Linked DNA regions of Homo sapiens: region 1 is linked to region 2. A link is an interaction called in ENCODE POLR2A ChIA-PET data of the cell type or tissue named here. Cell type or tissue: A673. All regions are shown on one strand. Each heading gives the region's core, and the rest is flanking DNA. Links, peaks and the distances in the headings are about the cores only.

What was found. Peaks named below come from ENCODE experiments on the same cell type or tissue, not always from the same donor. Only the 100,000 strongest peaks of a DNase experiment are listed, where the experiment ranks them.
Region 1: POLR2A ChIA-PET joins it to region 2 with 6 read pairs; 14 of 35 experiments call an interaction of 5 or more read pairs at or near these places.

What each region holds. Positions count from the first base shown.
Region 1 is chr20:250,591-254,987 of GRCh38, forward strand. No RefSeq gene overlaps it. Among named protein-coding and RNA genes, the nearest start is that of DEFB132, 4.9 kb to the right of the region's middle. In A673, for the core only: no CTCF peak of the experiment used is centred there; a DNase peak (open chromatin) is centred at 2,391; H3K27ac peaks cover 559 bases.
Region 2 is chr20:308,210-312,606 of GRCh38, forward strand. No RefSeq gene overlaps it. Among named protein-coding and RNA genes, the nearest start is that of ZCCHC3, 13 kb to the left of the region's middle. RefSeq lists enhancers at 1,471-1,530, 2,280-2,359. In A673, for the core only: a CTCF peak has its summit at 1,447; DNase peaks (open chromatin) are centred at 1,892 and 2,362; H3K4me3 peaks cover 1,833 bases; H3K27ac peaks cover 2,901 bases.

The sequences.
Region 1 (4,397 bases), core at 143-4,142, 58 kb before region 2:
CAAGAGTTTGGGACCAGCCTGGCCAACATGGTGAAACCCTGTCTCTACTAAAAATACAAAAATTAGCTAGGTGTGGTGGCACACACCTGTAATCCCAGCTACTCAGGAGGCTGAGGCAGGAGAATCACTTGAACCTGGGAGGTGGAGGTTGCAGTGAGCCAAGATTACACCACTGCACTCCAGCCTAGGCAATAGAGAGAGACTCTGTCTCAAAAACAAATAAATAAATAAATAAAGTTGATATGAGCAGTTTTTACAGATGTTTGTGTGACCGTAAGTTTTCGTTTCACTAGGGTAAATACCAGGTTCAGGATTGCTAGGTCCTGAGGTACGTGTATGTTTACCTTTCAAATAAACTGACAAACCATTTTCTAGAGTGACTGCAATTTCCAGTTGTTCTGCAACCTCACCAGCAATTGGTGTTGTCAGAAACTTTTTATTTTCATAATTCTTATCAATGTGCACAATTGTTTTTAAAATTCACAGAATTAAAGGAAAATATATTGTGCACTATTTGTGTAATTAAAGCAAAACACAAACACATAAACGGAAGACAAAAATAAGAAACTAATTCAAGAAACTAAAGAAAGAAAAACAAAATTAACTTTTTAAAATTAGAATAAAGGCATATATATGTAATAGGGATAGTTTGAAACACTCCCAAACATCTGCTCTGAGCCAACAACAATCGGATAGCGTGAGGGCAGATACAAATTAAATATGAGACTTAACTCTCCCCGTTAAAAATAAGGAAAGAGACTTACCCAACACCCCTCCCCCCCGCCCTTCTCTTTCTCTGTCTCTTTGAAATGTATGTAAATCTTTTTAAAATGTAAATAGGCCTCTAGCCAGTTTTACAACCCAGGAATATCTTTGTCAAATACCTAGGAGCCATCTCTTTGAAATGTAAGCATCCAGAAAGGTAGTGCTCCTATCTCTGAATTTATATGAGTGGGTAGGTCTCTAACTTTGGCAAGTTCCTTGCTTCAAGTTGCAAAGCCACTTCCTGTCACAAGGATGTGAGAATTTTGTTTTTCCTTTGGTTAAAGCCAACCAGCGAACACAGATGGCCACTCCAATTATCAGGTGAATCTAGGATGAACTATGTGTATGTCAAATGGTACTTCTAAGTTCTCCTATTTGAGAACCAGTTATTGTTTGTCTTGAGAGCATATCTGTAATGGGTTTTATCTTCTTCAGGATATAAACAAGTAGGATTTCTTTCTGTCTTTGCAAACTCTTTGTGAATTGCCTGTGATGTGTCTCACATTCTGGTTCAATGCTTATTCAATGGCAATTGTTTTCTTTCTCTTCTACCTTTGTGGAGAGGTTTTCTAGGTTGAGAGAAGATTTTGTTTTTAATTATATTTCCCCCACAATAGCAAACACATCCCCAACCACATACACACACACACACACACACACACACACACACACACACAACAGGTAATTAGACAGGCCTGAGCAGGGCAGGAGAGGGCTCTTCCCCCACCCACTACGAATGTCAGTGATGGTTCCAAAATTATCACATTGCCTCTCTAAAAGTGATAAATTGGGCAGCGCAGTGGCTCATGCCTGTAATCCCAGCACTTTGGGAGGCTGAGGTGGACAGATCACTTGAGGTCTGGAGTTCAAAACCAGCCTGGCCAACATGGTGAAACCCCATCTCTACTAAAAATACAAAAAATAGCTGAGCATGGTAGTGGACACCTGTAATCCCAGCTACTCAGGAGGCTGAGGCAGGAGAATCGCTTGAACCCAGAAGGTTCAGGTTTCAGCGAGCCAACATTGCCCCACTGCACTCCAGCCTGGGCAACAGAGTGAGACTCCATCTCAAAATAAATAAATAAATAAAATAAGTGAGAACATATGGTACTTATCTTTCTGTGTCTGACTTGCTTCACTTAAGATAATGGCCTCCAGTTATATCCATGTTGCTGCAAAAGACATGATTTTTGTGGAGGGATTGTATTCCATTGTATATATAGACCATAATTTCTTTATCCAATCATCTGTTGATGGACACTCAGTTGATTCCATACCTTTGCCATCATGAATCATGTTGTAATAAACATACAAGTGCAGGTATCTTTTGATGTGATTATTTCTTTTCCTTTGGGTAGATACCTAGTAGTGGGATTGCTGGATCAAAATGGCAGGTGCCTGTAATCCCAGCTACTCCAGAGACTGAGGCAGGGGAATCGCTTGAAACTGGGAGGTGGAGGTTTCAGTGAGCCAAGATCATCCCACTGCACTCCAGCCTGGGTGACAGAGCAAGACTCTGTCTCAAGAAAAAAAAAAAAATGCTGTGTGATTACCCTTATATGGGTTTCCTGGATGAGCCATTTGTTAAATTAATTTTTGTTGGAAATTTCCCCGCAGAGCTGTTGCACATTGTGGGGGGTTAATCCCCAGACACTCCCATGAGGCCCCAGTCACCCAGGGGTGCCTTTGGCTGGGAGGAGCAAGTGCCCTTTCTCCTAGGAGCTGAAAAACTCAGTCTCTTATTTATCTATGAAAACAACAGTTCAGTTTCTCACATAAATGTGTACAGATAAACCGAATTTAGACAGATTTTAGGAGAAAAAGCAATTGAGAATTCCTTTTAGAATGCATCTCCCAACTAGAATTAGGATCCTTAAACAACCACTTCTTAGGAGAAAACCAGCTCAGAATAAATCAAGGACCATCAACCAAAGGGAGGTCTGGGGCTCAGGAGGACTTACCAGTTCCACCAGAGGAGAAGCTCGAAGCTTCAATGGGCCCCTGCTGGCACCTTAGCTCTGGTTTTGGGCAACTCCTTTAGGGTCCTGAGTCTTCCCTGAGGCCTCACGTGTTTGGGCACCAAATTATTGTTGACGAAAAGAGCCAAACTCTGTAAAATATTTTAAGAGATTTATTCTGAGCCAAATATGAGTGACCATGGCCCGTGACACAGCCCTCAGGAAGTCCTGAGAACATGTGCCCAAGGTGGTCGGGGTGCAGCTTGGTTTTGTGTATTTTAGGAAGGCATGAAACATCAATCAAATACATTTAAGAAACACACTGGTTACTTGGAAGTCCCCGCGGGGCTGGGGGCGGGTATCAATGGAAAGGAATGTTCAGGTTAACATAAAGGATTGTGGAGACCAAGTTTTATTGTGAAAAGAAATCTCTCAGATAGCAGACTTCAGAGAGAGAGCAGATTGTAAAATGTTTCTTATCAGACCTAAAAGGGTGCCTGGCTCTTAGTTGATTATCTCCTGGATCTGGAAAGGAAGGGGAAAAAGGGGGTGGGTGGGTGTGGGGGTATAGAATGTGGATCTTTTTCCACCAAAGATTTTGTAAGGCAATTTCAAAGTATGGCAAGGCAATATATTTTGTGATAAAACATTGTGATTTTTTTTTTTTTTTTGTGAGACAGAGTCTCACTAGGTCCCCCAGGCTGGAGTGCAGTGGCGCCATCTCAGCTCACTGCAACCTTCGCCTCCCGGGTTCACGCCATTCTTCTGCCTCAGCCTCCCGAGTAGCTGGGACTACAGGCGCCCGCCACCACGCCCGGCTAACTTTTTGTATTTTTACTAGAGACAGGGTTTTACTGTGTTAGCCAGGATGGTCTCGATCTCCTGACCTCATGGTCCGCCCGCCTCAGCCTCCCAAAGTGCTGGGATTACAGGCGTGAGCCACTGCACCTGGCCAAAACATTGTGATTTTCTTCCTTGTTATGCCAGAGTCAGATTGAAAAGTAAGTCACAATATACAGGGTCAAATAAAACCCATCTTGTAAGAATTTATGGTTTGTAGGGCATAACTCCCTAGACCCCTTAGGTAGGAATTTGGGCAAGATAAAAAATCAGAGTTTAGTCCTCAATTCCTTAAGATAAATCTCTTTCTCTATATATATCTCTCTCTATCTCATATCTCCATCCTATTCTCTGGAAAACTCTGACTAATGCAAGAAATTAAAGAGACAAAACACATAATACAATATCTTAAACAACAAAATACTATTCAGCCATAAAAAAGAATGAAATCCTGTCATTCATGGCAACATGGATGAGCTAGAGCAGTGGTCCCCAACCTTTTTGGCACCAGGCACTGGTATAGTGGAAGACAATTTTTCCATGGTCGGAAGGGGGTGGGAGGATGGTTTTGGGAAGAAACTGTTCCATCTCAGACCATCAGGCAGTAGTTAGATTCTCATAAGGAGTGTGCAACCTGGATCCCTTGCATGCGCAGTTCATAATAGGGTTTGTGCTTCCATGAGAATCTAATGCTTCTGCACATCTGACAGGAGATGGAGCTCCGGGGTAATGCTCACCTGCCACTCACCTCTTGCTGTGCTCCCAGTTCCTAACAGGCCATGGTCCCCATACCAATCTATAGCCCAGGGGTTGGGGACCCCTGGCCTAGAGGAC
Region 2 (4,397 bases), core at 154-4,153:
TAATCCTTACCTGCCTGGGGCACTCAGCTCTAATGCTGCTTCCTAACTAGAGCCTACCCTAACATCCTGTATCAGACCCTCTTACACCGTCCGTTACCTCCCTGGCCTCTCCTTCAGCAGTTACTCGGGTGCAATGATATACTTATTTGTGCCATGGTTTGATTGATATCTGCCTCTGCCTCTCCACTTTGAGCTCCCTGAGGGCAGGAACCAGTCTCTTTTGGCTCACGGTTATAGCTTGAGCAATTAGCACTATGCCTGGCACAGAGTAAAGCCTAATAAATATTTATTGCATGCATGATCTAGAATCACTTGGCTGAGGTTACAGATTAAGACACGTGTCTACTTGTCCTTCTTTAATATACTTAACATACCTTAGCACTCTGTCATTGACACATACTGAACAAGGGCTTATTCATTCATCTTTTAAAAGCTAACTCACTCTTTTAGTTTTCCCACCTTTGATAAGGGAGGATAGGACCTGGGAGGTCAGGCCCTCGGTTTACTAGCTCATCCTCCTCTATTTCTCTGAGAGCATAAAATCACTGGAAGTCAGCCAGCATGCCCCATGGCACTGTGAGGCACAGGGGAGAAGCACCAGGCTCCTGGATTCTGAATGCGTGGCTTTGAAGCCTGGCAAGAGTGGCCCCTTCCCTGAGTCCCCCACCACCCCTCCCCTTGGGGCGAGGATTCTGCAGGCATGAGAAGTGCCCACCCAGAGTCTGTGCCTATGCCTTCTAGAACACGCTCTGATACCCGATAATTCCCTTCCAAAATGTCACTAAGTTAATTCACAGGGCTCTTTGTGGGCCTCATCCCTGGCTTCATCTCACCTGAGGGCAAACTATACTGCCTGATGCACATCTTATAGACCTGAGCCTTGGGCCTCAAGATAGCTGTTTGCAGGTGACAGCTAGGTGTTGACCCATGCATGCTAGCTCCATCACTGATGGGATGAGAGGTAGCTGGATAAGGGATGGATACAGGTTCCAGGGGACAGGTCTCCTTGGGCCTACACATTCTGGCACATAACTCCAAGGGTCTTAGAATTCTAATTTGAACATGGCCTTCCAGGTTGTTAGAGGATATATCCATCAAGGAAGAAAACAGAACATATTTCATTTAACACTTGCTGGACTGTTGTATAATTTCTAACTATAGAGACATATGGTATATGGGCCTCCAACTCTACTCTTGTTCTGAGCCCCACAAATGCCCATTTGGTTCTGTCATTTCTTTGCATAGACAAGCTACATAACCTCTCTGAACTTCAGTTTCCTGAGCAGGAAAATGGGTCTATGGTAATAACTACATTATCAGGGCTGGTGAGAAAATGAAATAAAATAATCCATGTCAAGGGCTTGAGAAGAATGCCCTCTGGCTGTCGTCTCCTATGACTTCCTGTATGATCTCCAAACTGCTCTCTTTGCAGGGTTTCAACACGGCTGCTCCCTCCTGCCTCCTTACCCACAGCCAATAACCTCCCCATTCTCTCCACCTAGTCAAATCCCACCGTCTTCAATTGTGATAATAGCTGGTTGATTGCACGTTTACTACGTTTCAGGCATTGTATTAAGAACTTTCCATGCATTAACTCAGTTCTGACACCAACTCGATGAAGCAGGCACTGTTTATTATTCCCCAAACACAAAGACACAGGGATCTGGAGACTGGAAGCACTGGCGGCTGCAAGTGGCAGGGCTGGCGGGGTGTGAAGCCGGAGAGGAGTCTTTCTGCAGTCAGGCCTCCCAAATCCCGGGATGGAATCAAGGAGCCTTTGGCTGTCCCACCCCTCCTCCTCCAAGCCCCCAAATCCAAGTCTGTTATATCCCGTCAGCTCTGCGGGCCTGCCTGTGACTTTCAGCCCAAGGGGGCGGGCACTTCGTGTCACGCCACGTTGTCCACATCATCGACCCTCCCTCCCCTTCTCCCCTTCCTTCCTTCCCTCCCTCTCTTCCTCCCATTGAGTGCCAGTTCTGTGCCAAGCTTTGCTGTTCAAAATGTTACGAGTGGAGAAGTCAGGGAAGGATGGAATTATAGGTGTTTCTTCTTCATACCTTTCTGTTTGGCTGATTTTTTTTCAAATGAGCACGCAGGCCCGGTTCCTCAAACCCACTTCCAATGTGGCATTGCTGGGTTGGTTTGGTCCAAGGAAAGCCCTGTCTCCTTAACTCCCAGCCCCCACGCCTCCTCCGCCGGCCCCCAAATCCAGGCCGCCCTGCCCCCTCCGGAAAGGGGAGTTGGGGGCGAGCGCCGAAATCTGAGTGGCTCTTTCAAGCCTCCGTTGCCATAGAAACCGGCCGCACAGGCCGATGCTGTCCATTACACCATCCTCTAGCCTCGCAGCCAATGGACTCCGAGCTCCATCGCCAGAGGCCCCGCCCCCCAGCTCTGGGGAGTCCACCAATCAGCAGGTCCCGTGACTTAGAGCCCTGCCCTCGGCCCAGGGACACCACCAATGCGCTTCGACCCTGCCCTCCTTCTCTTCGGTGTAACAAGAAGACTCGATATTTTTTTTTTTTTTTTTAGGAATTCTCCAGATCAGAAGGAATTGGCAGTAAGGCCTCTGTCAGCTGCACCCTGAATAATCTTTGGCTGCTATTTTATTTAAGGAGAGCAAAACTGTTTCAATTACGCAACAATATATACCATTCTCTACTAAAACAATTTTAGGAAATGAAAATGTAGGCAATGGGATGATATAGTCTGCTCTATATGAATGTCTTTCATTATAGGTATTTTAATTTAACTTAAAATGATCAAGGAACTAGTCATCTTTCCTTTGTATTTCAAATGCATACAAAATTAAAGATACCGAGTTTTTTGATGCAGAGTTCATGAGACATTGACTTAATTAGTTGGTAGGCAACTTTTACTGAACCATCTAATTCCTGGTTCAGAACATTACAACTGGAGGATAAATGAATATTTCTCTTAATCCATGGAAGAAATTCTGTTTTTGAGGCGGGCTGCGTAAATGGCTCTGACACTCTGGAGTCTAAATAAACCAAATGTGTTTTTAAAACCCGTTTGCCATTACAAAAAAAAAACTTCAATTTTTTAGAACACTTTTAGATTTACAGAAAAATTGTGAATATAAAGTTCCCGTCTACCCCAGCCACCCACCCTGTTTCTTTCATTATTATTATTATTATTGAGACAGGGTCCCGCTCTTTCACCCAGGCTGGAGTGCAGTGGCGCGATCTCGGCTCACTGCAACCTCCGCCTCCCAGGCTCAGGCGATCCTCCCACCTCAGCCTCCCAAGTAGCAGAGACTACAGGGGCATGCCACCAAGCCCAGCTGATTTTTGCATTTTTCATAGAGATGAAGTCTCGCCATGTTGCTCAGGCTGGTGTTTCTGCTATTAACATCACATATGGTATTGCAGACGCATGGTATATTTGTTCCAATTAATAAACCAATAATGATACATTATTTATTAATTAGAGTTCACAGTTTATTCAGATTTCCTTCGTTTTTACCCAACGTTCTTTTTCTACTCCATCTTTTTCTACTCCAGGATCCATCCAGCATGCCTCATCGCACTAGCTGTCGTGTCTCTCTGGGCTCCTCTTGGCTGGGGCGGTTTCTCACATAGCAACATGACATCACTGTTGGTGCTGCGTCAGGTTTCTCTACTGGAAAGTCAGTCTTCTTTTGCCCCTTTTCATACTGTACTCTTTGGAAGGAAGTCACTATGCTCGGGCCACACTTAAGTGAGGAGTTATGCTCTATCTCCTTAAGGTTGGAATAGCTACATAGATTATTTGGGATTTTTCTACACTGAAGATTTGTCTCATTTATTCAGTAATTTATTTATATCAGTATGGATTCACAGATAATTATTTAATACTTTAGGTTATAATCCAATACTATTTGATTTTGTTGCTCAAGTTGTTCCAGCTTTGGCTTTTGGGAGCTCTTTCGGTTGGCTCCCGTCTCCCTTTGACACACCCCTATTTTTGTGGGGTTTTCTCGTTGCCGTCAAGCACTTCCTTACTTTCTGGCACTACAAGATGCCTCAGGCTCATCTTTCGTATTTCCTGCCCCAGTCCTCAAATCAGCCATTTCGCAAGAGCTTTGATTGTTTCGGAGAAGGGTATTTATTAGAAACCAAGAACTGGGCGCTAGGTGCACTCATTGCTACTAGGGTGTCATTTATTTCCTTCCTCCCTCCCTCCCTCCCTCCCTTCCTTTTTGAGACAGAGTCTCACTCCATCACCCACACTGGAGTGCACACTCATGGCTACAGCCACGTAGCCATGGTAATGAAGCCATAACCTCACGAAGCTTCCAGTTTACACAATTAGAGGGTTAATTACCAAGTTGCCCAGCACTCTGCAGTGTGCTGTGTAGGCAATGCGGGGGTAAATTATCTGAAGAGAATTTAAAGACA